4 separate regions of the Homo sapiens genome follow, and all the other regions are linked to region 1. Evidence: chromatin loops called from intact Hi-C (ENCODE). Cell type or tissue: A673. All regions are shown on one strand. Links, peaks and the distances in the headings refer to the core of each region. The heading gives the core; the rest is flanking DNA. Region 1 has its middle 290 kb from the start of MIR6130. Region 2 has its middle 9.6 kb from the start of D21S2088E. Region 3 has its middle 350 kb from the start of LINC01689. Region 4 has its middle 480 kb from the start of LINC00308.

The links. A loop is a pair of places that touch in the nucleus more often than their neighbours do. Peaks named below come from ENCODE experiments on the same cell type or tissue, not always from the same donor. Only the 100,000 strongest peaks of a DNase experiment are listed, where the experiment ranks them.
Region 2: a loop joins it to region 1, with 11 times the contacts of the local background. A loop is called at or near these places in 5 of 110 quality-filtered maps.
Region 3: it touches region 1 in a loop (5-fold over the local background); 5 of 110 quality-filtered maps call a loop at or near these places.
Region 4: it touches region 1 in a loop (9-fold over the local background); 12 of 110 quality-filtered maps call a loop at or near these places.

What each region holds. Positions count from the first base shown.
Region 1 is chr21:22,790,671-22,794,744 of GRCh38, reverse strand. No RefSeq gene overlaps it. Among named protein-coding and RNA genes, the nearest start is that of MIR6130, 290 kb to the left of the region's middle. In A673, for the core only: a CTCF peak has its summit at 2,591 (motif pointing right); DNase peaks (open chromatin) are centred at 2,584 and 3,144; H3K27ac peaks cover 485 bases.
Region 2 is chr21:23,392,448-23,396,521 of GRCh38, reverse strand. No RefSeq gene overlaps it. Among named protein-coding and RNA genes, the nearest start is that of D21S2088E, 9.6 kb to the right of the region's middle. In A673, for the core only: a CTCF peak has its summit at 1,881; no DNase peak of the experiment used is centred there.
Region 3 is chr21:23,967,155-23,971,228 of GRCh38, reverse strand. No RefSeq gene overlaps it. Among named protein-coding and RNA genes, the nearest start is that of LINC01689, 350 kb to the left of the region's middle. In A673, for the core only: CTCF peaks have their summits at 2,199 and 2,403 (motif pointing right); a DNase peak (open chromatin) is centred at 2,428.
Region 4 is chr21:22,572,980-22,577,053 of GRCh38, reverse strand. No RefSeq gene overlaps it. Among named protein-coding and RNA genes, the nearest start is that of LINC00308, 480 kb to the right of the region's middle. In A673, for the core only: a CTCF peak has its summit at 1,826; a DNase peak (open chromatin) is centred at 1,713; H3K4me3 peaks cover 311 bases; H3K27ac peaks cover 356 bases.

The DNA of each region.
Region 1 (4,074 bases), core at 1,087-3,586:
GGCTCACTGCAACCTCTGCCTCCTGGGTTCAAGCAATTCTTCTTCCTCAGCCTCCCTAGTAGCTGGGATTACAGGCACTCACCACCACGCCCAGCTAATTTTTGTATTTTAGGAAAGATAGGGTTTCACCATATTAGCCTGGCTGGTCTCGAACTCCTGACCTCAAGTGATCTGCCCATCTCGCCCTCCCAAAGTGCTTGGATACAGGTATGAGCCACCACACATGGCCTACAGCCTTTTAAATTAATTAGTTTGGACAATGATGCTTTGTAATGACTATAGGTATTGTTCCTATTTTTTATGTCATTTTCTAAGTCTCATCAGAGGGACATTTTAAGAGGTAAAAAATCTTTTTATTTGATCACTGCAGCTGCTGAAGTGAAAGCCCGTTATCCTTCCCACCTGTCATCCATCAGCTTAATGTGATACACAGACACACCTTCAACTTCAACTTGTCCACACTGAATTCATTTTCTTTCTTCCTTTTACTCAAATATGCTCCTTTTCCTATATTTATCTCTTTAAAATCTTATTTCCCCATCATTTATGAAAGCAGGATTTTGGAAACGATCTTTCAAATTAAATTCAAACTTCCTATCTGCCCTCTGTGTCCCTCCATAATCTGGTCCCTGTTTCCTTTTCCTCATTAACTTCCTTTCTCCTGCCCATTTGCCTGCTCACTTAATGTGACCCTTCTCTCTTTACAGTACCTGAAGCCTGGAAAACCTTTTTTCTCTGATGCTTGCCTGCTTTCCCTTTGTCTAGATGCTTGTTCTCTGGATATTTCATGATTGTCTCTTTCCCCAAATCCAAGGCTTTCCATTTTTATTTTCTCCTCTTCTTATGTGTGACTCTGTGTTCCAAATAAAATTAATTTCAGGAGAACAAAGACTGTGCCAGTTTGATCCAACTTTTCATTGTAGCACCCCCACCTCCTAGCACACTGGATTACCCTTAGAATATGCTCTCTATGTGTTTGGTGAATTGATATATAAATGAATCAATGTGTCTTTGATGTCTCCTTTTCTTATGCTATCATTCTGGCACTGATAAAAAGCTGTACAGACAGTTCCTGACTTACAATGGTTTCACTTATAATTTTCTACTTTACGATGGTGTGAAAGTGAAAAGCCATACTTTGAATTTTGAATTTTGATTTTTTCCAAAGCTAGTGCTATGTGATACAGTCTCAGGATGCTGGGCAGATACAGCTCCTCATCAGTTATGCCATCATAAGGGTAAACTGATACTCTCCAGTGTACTGTCTACTATGTTGCCAGATGATTTTGGCCAATAATACACTAATATAAGTGTTGTGAGCATGTTTAAGGTAGGCGAGGCTGAGCTATTTTCAGTAGGTTAGGTGTATTGTATGCATTTTTGACTAAACAATATTTTCAACTTATGATGGGTTTATTGGAAAATAACCCCCATTGCAAGTCAAAAAGTTCTGTACTTGCTATAGAGAATGATTATGCTGGGTGCAGTGACTCATGCCTGTAATCCTGGTGCTTTGGGAGGCTAAGGCAGGAGGATTACTTGAGCCCAGAATGTCTAGGCTGCAGTGAGCCATGATGGCACCACCGCGCTCCACAATGAATTTTGTATTGCAGCTATTTTGTAGCAGAATATTGATTTTTGATAATGTAGTTTTTGTATAATTGTTTTAATCAAAAAACCTCATCATCTCGTGTCCACTATTAAAGGATTCATGTTTAATGATTATAAACTGAATGCAGATCATTCCTAATTGATAAAATATAATCTAATTATTTAAACTAATTATTTATTTAAATGATTAGGTCATTCATTTGATACTAGAAAGGATAGTCACTCTACATGTATGGCTCAAACATCTTGAAGATATTCTACAATCACAAAATTATGTCCATTATTATATAATACAAACACAATGAACATGCACACACAAACACACACACACACATACACACACACAGAACCACCCATAGAAGAGAAGTGAAAAAGATCAATAATTTATCAGATAACATAACATAGATATAAAGAGATTCCTTGAAAATATTTTTCTATTTGTTTCTTTTTGTTCTCCTCTTCAGCTTAATGATCTCAAAAAATACTTTCTTTTAAAAGATTAATTGCATTTTTAATATTCAATTTGATTATCCATTATGATTAATGTAGTTAATTTTGAGTTTCCATCATGTGGGTTACATCATGGAAAACATATTAAATTTATTACTTTACTCAAATAGTAGGTAGTCTAAATGAAGTATTCATAAATTGAAAGATCTTTAAATTAGTCACCATATTCTTCACAAGAAAATATTCATTTTCATCTTCACTGCTTTTATGGAAGTTATTATGTTGAAATTTTATTTTCTGAACAGCCATCTATGCTTTGTTATTAAGGGTTTTAATCTTTTAAGGTGAAGGTAATAAAGTATAACGTGGTTAAGAGTAATTTCATGAAAATGAAATAATTTTGATAATTATTTAACTGGTTTAACTGTAAAATATTCAGCCATCAGCCTCCCTTGATCAGCAGGATCTAAGAATACTTGGAGGAGAAAATATTGCCCTTGAGCCACACCATGAACCACTAGGTGGCAGTATACCCTTTCTTATTTAATAAAAATAGTCACCGTTTCCATTTATTCTTTTAAATATTTAGTGGTAAAGAATGATAGTACTTTATTTGCAAAGACAAGTTTAGTACTGTTTTATGTTTGTATTGTTATTTCATTTTTTTGATTTCGGATTTTTCCAATTTTCCATTTTATAAATATAAGAAGCTACAATAATTTCTATTGTTGAGGGTTCTGTTGTCCAGAATACATATCAATAGTGTTTCTTAATTTATAAAGAGAAATTTAAGTATTTTTTATCATCATATATTAAAATATTATTTGTTACAGTCTATATTTTGAATACATAACTTTTATTTTATAGGAAAAATCTCTCCATCCACACACAAAAAATTATGGATATAATTGTTTTGTTGTAAATACTATTATTAATGAGAAGCTATTCTCATTCAATACTTCAGAACTCTCAGGAAAGCCAAGAGGTCAATTAAAAATAATGTGTTCTTTCAAAGGTTATGCCACTGAGTAATTAATTCCTTTTTTCCTCTGTTCCCCGCCCCCCCCAAATAGTCCATTGTAACCCTGTAAGAGCAGATTAACTGCATGTGGTTTTCAATGTTTTCAATGCTTGTGGTAATATTAGCATAAATTTTATATAGGCAGCTGCTTGAAAATGTTACCACTTGTAATTGGTATAGGTTGGTGTAAAAGTAATTGCGGTTTCCACCATATAAACTAATGGCCCAAAGTACAATTAATTTTGCAGCAACATAATAGATGTATCCATCAAATAAGATGATTACTAATTGCTACAAATAAATAGAGAATTGGACCTTCTCATATGCTATCGCTAGGGATCAAAGTTGGCATAAAGGCTATTTTAAAATACTTTGTAAAACAGATAATCATTGACATGGAGACCATAGTTCTAGAAATGTGTTTGAAAATGTATTTATGAAAATGTGCAACAATTAAGCTACAAAGATGTTTATTACAATATTATTCATAATAGTCAAGAATTTGATACTGTCTACACAATAGTATCCAATTTTAGAAATCATTAATGACAACTCATATAATAGGAAACTAAATAAATATATGTTTCTATATTCAGGTGGACATTTACAGAACATTAATTCACATGGCAAAAAACAAATGTTACATTCTTTAGTAAAATGGTAGGTAAAAAATAATATTGGAATCCAGGTCATGTATGTAAGAAAAAACTGATAAGCTATGTGCCTTATTCTGCATATATTTCTACAATTATATTTGTATATATATCATAATCCATGTACTAAGGCAAAATAATCTATATTTCTGCAGCACTGGAGTAGAGAATAGATCCATATTCAAATTCTATATTTAATTTATGTTAAATGCATAAACTTTTACAAGAAATTAATAATATATACAAACTGTACTTTAATGAAAATATTGACAAATACATATTATTCATTATTATGTGAAATGAAAAATATAGGTTTCATGTGTTTCTTTTCATTTCTTA
Region 2 (4,074 bases), core at 738-3,237, 600 kb before region 1:
CAATGAGAAGTGTTGATAGGAACACAAAGTTCAGAAATTCTCATGCACTATTACTGAATATGCAGAATGTTACAGTTATTTTGAAAAGTAATTTGGAAGTCTTCTTAGAGCATCAAGCATACACTTGCGATATGACTCTATAATCCCACTCCTAGATACCTCTCCAAGTGAAACAAAATACTAAGCTTACTAAGAAACCTATATCAGAATATTTATACCATATTTATTTTTAATATACCAATACTGGAAGCAAAACAAATGTACCTCAACTGAGAAATAAAAACAAACAAACAAACAAAAAATGGTATTTGCTTACAATAGAATACTACTAAATGACAAAAAGTACAAACTATTGATATACACAACATCATAATGCATAAATAAGTGATACCCAAATCTTTTGTAACATGTGATTTTATTTATATGGTCTCTGTAAAATTATTGGGGCCTGAAACAATGAATGCTGGGTTAATGAAGAGGCTGGCCACAGCCACAAAGGACATTTAGAGAAATCTCTCCAATGATGGAACTGGTGTATATTGTTGATTATTGTGGTGATTATCTGACTGCACTCATTTGCCAAAACTCATGAAACTGTAAACTAAAACTGGTGAAATTTATTGGATATACATTAAACCATAATAACACCAATGGAAAAATTCCTACATGATATAGTTACAATTGGTACTTAAACAGTCACCTGTTAAAATTTTCCTTTCTGATGCACATCCTTCTTGCTGTAATATATTTCAATTTGGATCATTTTCCTTCCTTAGTATTTCCTGTAGAGTAAATCTTCTGAGTGTTTCTTTTTATTTTTCTTCTTGTCTTTGAGATGAGGTCTTACTCTGTTGCCCAGTCTGGAGTGCAGTGGTGCAATCATGGCTCACCGCAGCCTCAAACTCCCTGGCTCAGGTGATTCTCCTACCTCAGCATCTCCAACAGTGGGACCACAGGTGTGCATTACCATGCCTGGCTATTTTTTAAAATTATTTATAGAGATTAGGTCTCCCAATGTTGCCCAGGCTGATCTTGAGCTCCTGACCTCAAATGATCCTCTTGCCTTGACCTCCCAAAGTGCTTGTACTACAGGTGTGAGCCACCATGTCTTTCAAAAATGTCTCAAATTCACTTTCTTTTTTTAAAGAAGGTTTTTGCTGGTATAGAATTCTGGATTGCTGTTTCATTGCCTTTTGTTGTTGTTTAACATATTCGGGATGTCATTCAATTATTTTCTTGCATTTATGACTTTATTATGAATGGGTCCAGGCAGGTAAGTAGATCTCTGAAAGCCAGATTCACTTTACATATAATCACTTGCTTCTGGTAGACTAAAATATGAGGCAAAATGAAGCCCAGAGCAATACTGCAAGTTGGAGAATTGCTGAAAGAATATCTTCTTGGAAGAAGGATTTTGGACTTTTTTTTCACTTTCGTTTCTTACAGCAAGTTTTGTATAAAACTGAGCATGGAAATTCTCAGTATGGTTGCATAAATTACATATATGCAGATTGCTTTATTTAATTTTTTAGCTGAATACCATTTATATACAACACCCATAGTTTCTACTCAGGATTCAAACATCCGACACTTAGTATGACCCTACACTCACACCATATATAGAGGATATAAAACTTTGTAGAAAGGGTATAAATTCTGATAAATGGAAGCTATGTCCTAAAAGATAATAAATATAATCAATGTAATGTAACAAATATGTGCTGTATATAACCTAATACATTCTGAAGTGTAACTTTAGCCTATCAAATTTGTGATATTTCAGCTATATAAAATGACTTAAAGGCATATATCCTCATTCTATTGCACATTAATTTAATGTGTAATGGACTTGTGTTGGAAGCGATAGATGGCAGTATTGGTTCATTATTAAAGATAATTTATAATTATCTCATTTACCCATTATCCATCTAACCCTATTATTTTTCTATAGTTTTATAGGTAAGTGTGTGAAGATATTTTAAAAAATTAATTTAAAGACAGCTGCAATACAAAAAACCTAGGTAACTTTGATTTGCATTTTCTCTCTGTAAAAAACATTAACCGAGGAATGACAAAAGTAGGGAACAAAATGCTTTATTCTTTTCTTTTATGTGTGGTTCAGAATAGATTACTCACAAAGTCAGTTAAAAATTATCACAGTGTGCTGCTATGGGATCATCCATCCTCTTCATCTTTAGTTCATTGAGAACATTTGTTTCTAGTAAGCTTTCCAGAGCACTTTCCATAATACCTCCTTAGCCTTCGAAATCACTTTGATTATAACATATTATTTAATTCTGAAGCTAAATCAAATACAATAAGAAATATCTATTTTCCCAAAATAGGTTTTCTGTTGTTCTGGAGAAAAAAAATTAAATTTTAAGTGAACAATGAAAAACTGAATATTCTATAGACAAGAAAGAAAATTATTAATTTTAAACAGTATCAGGAATATGACTAAGGGGCATGCATAAAAAATTATTGCCATGGTAAGATAACATTACAATGAATTAGTCATATATTGCAGAAGAAACCAAAAAAGACAGTATATTTTGGGTCACCTAGTTAATATTCTTTACTAAATGTTTCTAATATTATAAAGGTAACTGCAATGACCTATTAAGCTTATCTTGAGGTGACTGTTGGTGATTGTTTGATAGCTGAATAATGTATGTCACTCATGAATCCATTTCTGTTGTGTGAGTGTGTTAGATTTCAAGGAGTGTGTTAGATTTCAAAACAAAATACGATTTTAAAGTTATACTTTATTTTCTTCTTTATAAAGAGATCAAATATCAATTCAAGTCAATAGCTAGAGTAAGAAGGTAACAATTTAACATCATCAAATTCTCATGAAGGCTTTCGGCAATAAGAATACAATGTCATGGAGCCACACTAAAGTGCTCCGTCCTTCACCTGCAAAATAACATTTCACACTTTTGTTTTGCACCATAAATAGCAACTGATATGGGAGCAAGTTGAACTTGTTTGTAAAATTCACAAAATAATCAAGATACCATTGTAATTCTTCCTTTTGAATTAACCAAATTTGAAAAGATAACTCAAAATTATTGGTCTTAATTTTTTCTTTGTATTTTGACACCCACTTTTTATCTCCTGCTGTTTCAATATCAGACAAATGACAGCAAACCTTCCCTTGATTTAACCTGTGCTAATTATTACTCTTTTTAAAGTTTTCAATGTGTCTTTTTATTGTGGAAAAAAACTCTCTTTAAGATAATTAGGTATAATTTCCAAATGCCAGTTATTGATTTAGAAAAATGATAACTCCGTGTAAATAAGTAAATTGCCTGAGGTCAAATAGCAAATCACTGAAGGAGGCTTGGAATGAAGAATTCTGATGATCTCTGCTCCTCAATCTTTCTGCTACCTCATGCACCTTCCAATTTGAAAATTGTTCTTTTACAGATTCAAAGGTTTTTGAAAATGTTTTAAATTAATTCTCAAAACCACAGATTCATGGTCTAAAGGGAGATATTCCAGAATATTCTAGGTACAAAGTAACCGTATTTAATGAGCATAAGAATTGTATTAATAATGGACTGGATTCCAAAGGTAAAAACTGGCGTGGATGATGAAGACATATTTCAAGGTTACTCTCATTTGGTTTATAGCTTTATTAGCCAAAAAGCAGTGCAAAGGAAGACATAAAACAGAAAAGACAACACGTGACTTTATCTGGATTTCTGTTGCCATTGTTATACAAACCTGCCCGCATTTGAATAGAATTAGTTCAGACAGTAAAGAATGGCAATCAGTGAAGGAGCTACTGCCTTAAGTTACATTAGACTTGTAGAAGACCATGTCAGCAATCAACAGCCCACCTCCTACCAGGTAAGGAGGTTCTTCATATTTCATAGCTGTATACTTCACCTTATTTTTTTTTTACTAGGCCTTTGGTCCAATAGCAGTGGTAACTATAGAATTGTAAAAGCAGTAACCTAAATTATTTTTCTATAAATTATATCCACAGTGTTAATTTCACCACGTTGTTGCTTGGAAGTCAAGCAAAATAATGTATAGATGGCATATCAAGTACACAAAAATAAAATC
Region 3 (4,074 bases), core at 962-3,461, 1.2 Mb before region 1:
TACAAAAATTAGAAGCATTTCTATATGCCAACAGCAAATAATCTGAGAAAGAAATCAAGAAAGCAATTGCATTTACAATTACTACAAATAAAAAATAAAATACCTAGAAATTAACCAAATAAGTGAAAAATCTCTATAATGAAAACTATACAACATTGATGAAATAAGTTGAAGAGGGAACAAAATAATGGAAAGATATTCCATGTTCATGGATTGGAAGAATTTATATTTTTAAAATTTCTATACTTCCCAAAGCAATCTACAGATTCAATTAAATCCCTATCAAAATATCAACATCATGCTTCATAGAAATTGACAAAAACAATCCTACAGTTTTTATGGAACCATAAATGATCTGAGTTTGTTCTCAGCAAAAACAACAAAACTGGAGGAATCACATTACCTGACTTCAAATTATACTATAGAGCTATAGTAACCAAAAAAAAAAAAAAAAAAAAAAAGCATAGTGCTGGCATAAAAACAGACACATAGACCAATGAAACAGAATAGAGAACTCAGAAATAAATCCATACATCTACAGTGAATTCATTTTTCATAATGGCATCTAGAACATATGCTGCGAAAAGGACAGTCTCTTCAGTAAATCGTGTCGGGAAAACTGTATATCTATATGCAGAAGAATGAAAGCATGCCCACATCTCTCACCGTATACAAAGTCAAATCAAAATGGATTAAAGACTTAAACCTAAGCCCTGACACTGTGAAACTACTACAGTGAAACACTGAGGAAACTCTCCAGGCCCTTGGACAGGTCAAATATTTCTTGAGCTATATCAAGCAAGCACGAGCAATCAAAGCAAAAATGGACAAATTGGGTCACATCAAATTAAACAGCTTCTTCACAGCAAAGAAAACAATCATCAAGGTGAAGAGACAACCCAAAGAAAGGGAGAAAATATTTGTATACTATCCATCTGACAAGGAATTAATAACCAGAATACACAAGGGTCACAAACAACTCAATAGGAAATAATCTAATAATCTGATTGAAAAATGGGCAGAAGATCTGAATAGACATTTGTCAAAAGAAAACATAAAAGTGGCAAAAAGGTATATGAAAATGTACTCAACATCATTGATCATCAGAGAAATACAAACCAAAATTACAGTGAGATATCATCTCACCCCAGTTAAAATGCCTTTTATCCAAAAGTCAAGCAATAACAAATGCTGGTGAGGATGTGGAGAAAAGGGAACCTTTGTACATTATTGGTGGGAAGGTAAGTTAGTTCAACTACTGTAGAGTACAGTATGGGTGTTTCTCAAAAAATTTAAACTAGAGCTAACATATGGCCTAGAAATCCCACTGCTTGGTATATACACAAAAGAAATGAGATTCATATATCAAAGAGATGTACGTACTCTCATGTTTACTGCAGCACTATTCACAATAGCCAAGATTTGGGAACAACCTAAGTGTCAATCAACAGATAAATGGTTAAAGAAAATGTGGTACTTATACAGAATGGAGTACTACTTAGCCATAAAATCAAATGAGATCCTGTCATTTGCAACAACATGGATTAAACCTGTCATGTATGCACATAAGGTACCCGTTGGCAGTGATGCTCCACTGCGCTCCAGGGTAAGTGTGGGAGGCTGTGGATGGGTCCCTTGTGGGTGTGGAGAAAGCACTGAAGCAGCTGGAAGCACACAGCACGAGAAGGAATTCGCCTTCACCAGCAGAGTCAGATAAGCGTTTCTGACTGCACTGCAGAAAGTACATGTTCAGTCCCTAAGGGACACTGCGCCGGTAAGAGACCTCCAGGTGCAAGCTGTGCGCCTGGGGGCTCAAATGCACAGCTTGGAGCAAAAACTGTGGGTAAGGACCTCCAGGTGCAAACAGGGCATTTAGAGGCCCAGAAAAGCAGCCTGGAACAGGAAACAAAGAATAAAGGAAAGAAAGAAGAAACAACCACAAAACAAATAACAATATGGCAGGAAACAGTGAGACAGCCGTCACTGTGACCTTGAGCCTGTTCTCCAGGCAGGGAACTGCCCCGTTCAGTCTAATGCTGAGGAGCAGGAGGCTCCCCGCTGCAGGCTCGCCCTGTGATCTGTCAGAAGGTAGAACATGAGCAGCCAATGGGACCTCAGGAGCGGGCTCAGGGCCCCCCTACTGTGGTGGAACACACTTCCTATAGTGCTTATACCCTCACTGAGCTGCGGGAGTTAGGCAAGCAATGTGGGCAGCTTTTGGGGGAGCCCCTTCCTGCCTGGTTACTCGTCTTTCGGATGAAGGAGCTGACAGCATTTCCTGCTCCACCTCTGAGGTGGAGAAGCTGGTTTCTATTACAACTTACCCCTCCCTTCCTCAGCAGCTACAGCTGGTGAACACAGGGGCAAGGTGACCACACTGATTGAGTGGCTGATGACAGTGAAATACCAGAAACTGTCAGTAGATGGCAGTGGCATACCGATTTGGTGCAGGTACTCCAGGGGCTGGGTATATGGCAGGCCATGTTTGATCTGAATACCTGGGGGCCAGATGATGAATGTTTTGTCTCTTATATGAGGAATCTTGTTCTGGGCTAAGTGCACCTAAGTGCTTTTGCCTCTCTGGCTGCTGTCCTCACCCCGTATGTGGGGTGTCGCATATATGAAGTGACTACTACTATGGTAGCCCTCGAGGAGGCAGAAGGCCATCAACAGGACCAGGGAATTGTGCCATAAAGAAGAGGAAGATGCTCCATCTACAGGTACCCACCCCCCGAGATAAGAGAGGGCTCCAGTGGGTGAACCGCATGAAGATGTGGACTGATTTAATTTCAGCTGTGTTGCTCCAGTGAAAATTGACAGACATCCCAACAGAATGCTGTTGGCTCTGGAGGCAATTGTCCCCAGAGCAACAATTCTGGAAAATACCCAAGAGGGGGCAAAACAATGTTGCTCAACCCAGTCCCACCCAGACGCTTCAGCTCAAGGACTATTTGCAGACTGGCTTAGATACGAAGCCTTTCCTGTTTGATTAGGAAACTGGCCAAGGTACCTGGGTTGCGGGGGAACCAGGCAACTGAAGGCCATACGTGGAGTTGGCAATCCACTGGTCTGCCACTAATGTACGATGGGTCCTAGCGCTGGTAAATACTGGTGCAGACTGCAATCTTTTTTATGGGAACCCAGATAAGTTTCTGGGCAGAGCTGCATTTATTGATGTTTATGTGGGCCAGTCAGTGATGGTGAAACCTGTGTCTCTGCATCTTGGCATTGGCCACTTGGCTCCTCCACCATACACTGTGTATGTCTCTTCCGTACCTGAATGTATATTGGGGATGGACATTTTGCATGGTCTGGACTTGTACACCATGGTCAGAGAATTCAGACTCAAGTCCCTGTAGTAAAGCCGGTACTGCATGGACATACATATCACCGGCCCCAAGTTCTGCCACAACCCTGACAGGTTACCTCCACTCGTCAATACCATTTGCCAGGGGGATATATGGAGGTAACTGAACCTATTAAGAAGTTAGGGGAGGTGCAAATAGTGCATAACACCAATATCCCCTACAGTTCCCTGGTATGGCCAGTCAGAAAGCCTGATGGGACTTGACAGATGACAGTGGATTGTTCGGAACTGAATAAAGTAACACCCCTTCTGTGTGCAGCTGTACCTTCCATTGTGGATTTGATGGACCACTTGACAATGGAACTGGAACAGTACCACTATGTTGTAGATTTGGCTAATGCATTATTTTCCATTGACATTGCTCCAGAGAGCCAGCAACAATTTGCCTTCACATGGGAAGGACAACAATGGACTTTCACTGTGCTGCCACAGGGCTATGTACATAGCCCCACTGTTTATCATGGTCTTGTGGCCATGGATTTAGCCACCTGGAAATGTCCAAAAGAGGTCCACCTGTTCCATTATATTGATGATATTATGTTAACCTCTTATTCTCTTGCACATTTAGAAGTGGCGGCGCCCCTCTTGTGGCAACATTTGGCAGTATGCAGTTGTGCCATCAACAAATCCAGAGTCCAAGGGCCTGGATTGTCTGCCAAATTCTTAGGAGTTATTTGATCAGGTAAGATGAAGGCCTTAACAGAGGC
Region 4 (4,074 bases), core at 871-3,370, 220 kb after region 1:
GAAATTACCTATTTACAAAAAATTTTGAAATAATAACTTCAAATATTCAATAAGAAAGATTATAAATGAATGATATCAATCAGAATTAAGTAATTCTACTTGACATTTTATTTTAAATCACCAAATTTGCAAAGTTTGAAAAGCAATCATGTTAATTAGTGCAAAAGCATGAGACAGTTGGCACTCATGCACTACTTGTGGAAATGTAAATTGTTTTGGATTACCTGGATTGCAATTCAGAAAATTTTATTTTAAATTATAAAGCATTAGTAACCTTAATATCTGTAATCGATTGTCATTTAGTTCTCCCTTCCTAGAAAATCTTTTATATAAACAGTAAGAAAATTACTTCATCACCACTAAAATTGTAGCAAGGCCTCATTTACACAACAAAAATATTTGAGGATATTCTGGTGGATGCAAAGTAGATGAAGTAATATTTAAAAATATTATGTTTTCGCACACTTTTTATAAAATGTCAGACAAAAGAAGAGTCATGGTGTAAAAAAATTATCTGAAGTCACTGAAGAGCATCACAGTTTTCTCTGGCTTCAGTGTATTGTAATATATTACATATATCGATGTCCCTTCTGATAATCAGCATAAGCATCATCGCTACCATTGTTTTATTCGTTATTGCTGTTATAACAAATTAGCACAAATTGAGTGCATTAAACCAGTAAACACATCTTCTGTATAACAGAAGTGTAAAATGGGTCTCAAGTTAAAATCATTCCTGGAAACTTTAGAGAATTCATTTCCTTGCCTTTTTCAGCTTCTAGAGCTCACCAGTATTCCTTGGCTCCCGGCCCTTCCCTCCATCTTCTAAGCCAGCAAAGTCGAATTCCCCGATTATTTCTTCCTTAGTCATCTCTCACTCTCTGACCATGATTGTGAAAGGTTCTCTGCTTTTAAAGACTCATGTTAGATTGGGCACACCTGGATAATCCAGGCAAGTCTTCCTGTCTCCAGGTTCTTAAACATAATCACACCTACAAAATTTCTTTTGCCATGTAAAGAACATACTCACAGATTCCGGGGATTCAAACATAAATATATCTGGGGTGGAGGGAGTGCTGAATGTTTACGTCCACCATAATTATCTAAGGATTTTTCTTTTCTTTTCTTTTCTGCTAAGACATTAGCGGCTTCTCACTACATAGATACATGAATAAATTCTCCACTTACTTGGAAGAAGTCCCCCAACTAAACAACTTAGTTATTAAGTAGAAAGTATTCCATTCATAAATATTTTTATAAATTATTTTTTAAAAAATCATATTCTACATACAACAATCCCTTTTGGTTAGGATGGGATTACACGTGGTCTTTTATTTACTTTTGGTTCAGATAGAGAAAAAAAAAAAAATATATATATATATTTAACAGGGATACAGAAAACTGCTGCAGCTAACAACCATGGAAGGAGGCAGAGAATTCCTACCCCTGGGCTTGAAAGAACAAGGGTGAGATGAGGTGAGAACAAGTTGCAAACATGAGAGACCATGTTTCCCCATTCTGCTTGCCAGCAGGATGTCACAAAATCCTTTGCCAGCAGAATTTCAGAAAGCCCCCGCCTCAGTGACTAAGCACAGCCCTTCAGAAGAATGCCATGGAGACAATAAGCAGCTCAGAGCACAGGTGCCCATGTCTTTTGCCTGAATCACTATATTTTTTAGAAAAGATTAGTTCAATGAGCCCCGGTCTTTTCCTGTAAACAAAATAACATCTGACAGGATTAATGACTATGCCTGTGTGATTTAGAACTAGGAAGACACGCAGCTCCTCCTGGGTGAGCCTTTGTTAGAGCTCCCCCTAAAGTTTGTAAGTATAGTTTCAGGTATAGCGTCCGGGGGCTCCAAACTGTCAGGGGAGAAAGGGTCTGGGAAGGCAAATGAAATAGATGTAGTTTATTCTATATACGCAGGGAGTTTTCTCTACCATGCTTTCACATGCTTTTCTCTTTTTTTGGAAGTTCTTCCCACTCCTCCATACACCCCTCAACTGATTACTTACCTCATTTAGAATTCAAAGGATAAATGCTCGAGGGGATGGATACCCCATTTCCCATAATGCTTATTTCACATCACATGCCTGTAACAAAACATCTCATGCACCCCATAAACATATACACCTACTATGTACCCACACAAATTTTAAAAATTAAAAAAAAAACTAAAAAAGAACTTTGAGAACATTGTGTTAATATTTATTTGATTATCCAACACAAAATAATAGCACCCCCTCCCCATTATTTTTGTGTCTTTTAAATTCTCCCATTGTTTCACATTTTATATTAGATTGCAGAAACAGATTAACATTTGTGGTCATTTTTGCCTTTTAGCTTTTTTTTTTTAATGTTTCTGGAGTTGGTATAGTGAATAAAAATTACTTTGATATCCTATCAAAATGCTTATTGTTGTTGGACCTAATTATAAATGAAAATAGTAAAAGGTTCTTTTAAGATTAATGTAAACATCTGGGAGAATATAAACTTCACAGAAAATTAAAGTTGTGGAGTTATCTTTTAGATGTGGAACTAGAATACATAAGAATCATTATCTGTTTAAACATATTAAGATTTTTCAAACACAAATGTATTTTAATGTTCAAGATTAATTGCTTCAAACTTCTGGAGCCAAGAGGGAAATTGAAAAGATAAAATTCAGACACATACTTAATGCAAAGTTTACCATGTACCTTTTAAAGTTTTCATCTTAAATGGATTCCAACATAACTTTCCTCAAAGAAAAAATTCAGATAGACATTACTCAGAATTTCTGTGCATTTGAACTTAGTTGCTTGGAGCAATATGCTGCTGTATTTCTTGATTGTGGAAATCAGCAAGATCTAGAGAGAGTGACAGAAAAGAATAATGTGATTAAGAGAATAAAAAATGTAAAATAACATACTCAGATTACAATTAACTTAGTAAAATGATAAATGTTTTAAAATGATGTAAAATATGGCTTAAGTAATACAAATGAGTAATAATTACCTTATGAAATCTTGAATAATGCTGACTAGGCAAGGCGGCTCATGCCTGTAATGCCAGCACTTTGGGAGGCAGAGTAGGAGGATTGCATGAGGCCAGGTGATGGAGATTAGCTTGGACAACATGATGGAACCCTGTCTCTACAGAAAACACAAAAATTAGCTAGGCATGGTGGCATGTGCTTGTAGTTTCAGCTTCTCAGGAGACTGAGGTGGGAGGATAACCTGAGCCTGGGGAAGTCTGGACTGTAGTGAGCTGTAATTGTGCCACAACACTCCAGCCTGGGCAACAGAGTGAGACCTTGTCCCCCCAAAAAACAAAAACAAAACAAAACCTTAAATACATAGCATTGCATATAGAATCATGCTTGGTAATATTGTTTCATAAGAAAGCACAATATTCAAAATGGGATAATCATGAATATTATTTGATTATTGTAATGAGGTCAATATTATATAATTTCCCTGTCAATTATAAACATAGTAATTTTAAGAGACGCACGTTTGAATGTCCCAGTATGTACTTCACACCCACACCCAACCATACATATAATCTCTTCTGCTAAATATCTACTTTGACTTTTCGTAAAAAATTGAGATTCTTACAAATTGTTATAAAATGCTACTGAGTTTTAAAATTTATTTTCCATGATTATTACTGCATAGATTAATACTTTCAGATAAAAATATTGACTCCTCATAAGAAAACCTATTTCCTGAATGAATATTAAATTTGTGTCAGTAAATTATACAACTATCACAGCTAAGAAATTAGTGTTAAAATAAAATAATTTATATTGACAAATAGAAATTTTATCAGAATTTATAAAATTCAAACGAATGACTAATATTTGAAAAAAATCACCAAGTTAATGGAATTTTTGATGTTTGATCTACTTTTTAAACTGTTCCTAAATGTTATAAAATACTGATTTCTCCTTGTAATAATTTGTAATTTTATTCTGTGCTATAATTTAATGTATAATTGTATGCTCCAAGATTTTCAGTACAATGTTAAATAGAATAATAGCTACTTTTTTAAACTTTTCTTAAGTCAAAGGAAATGTCTTTTATGTTTCA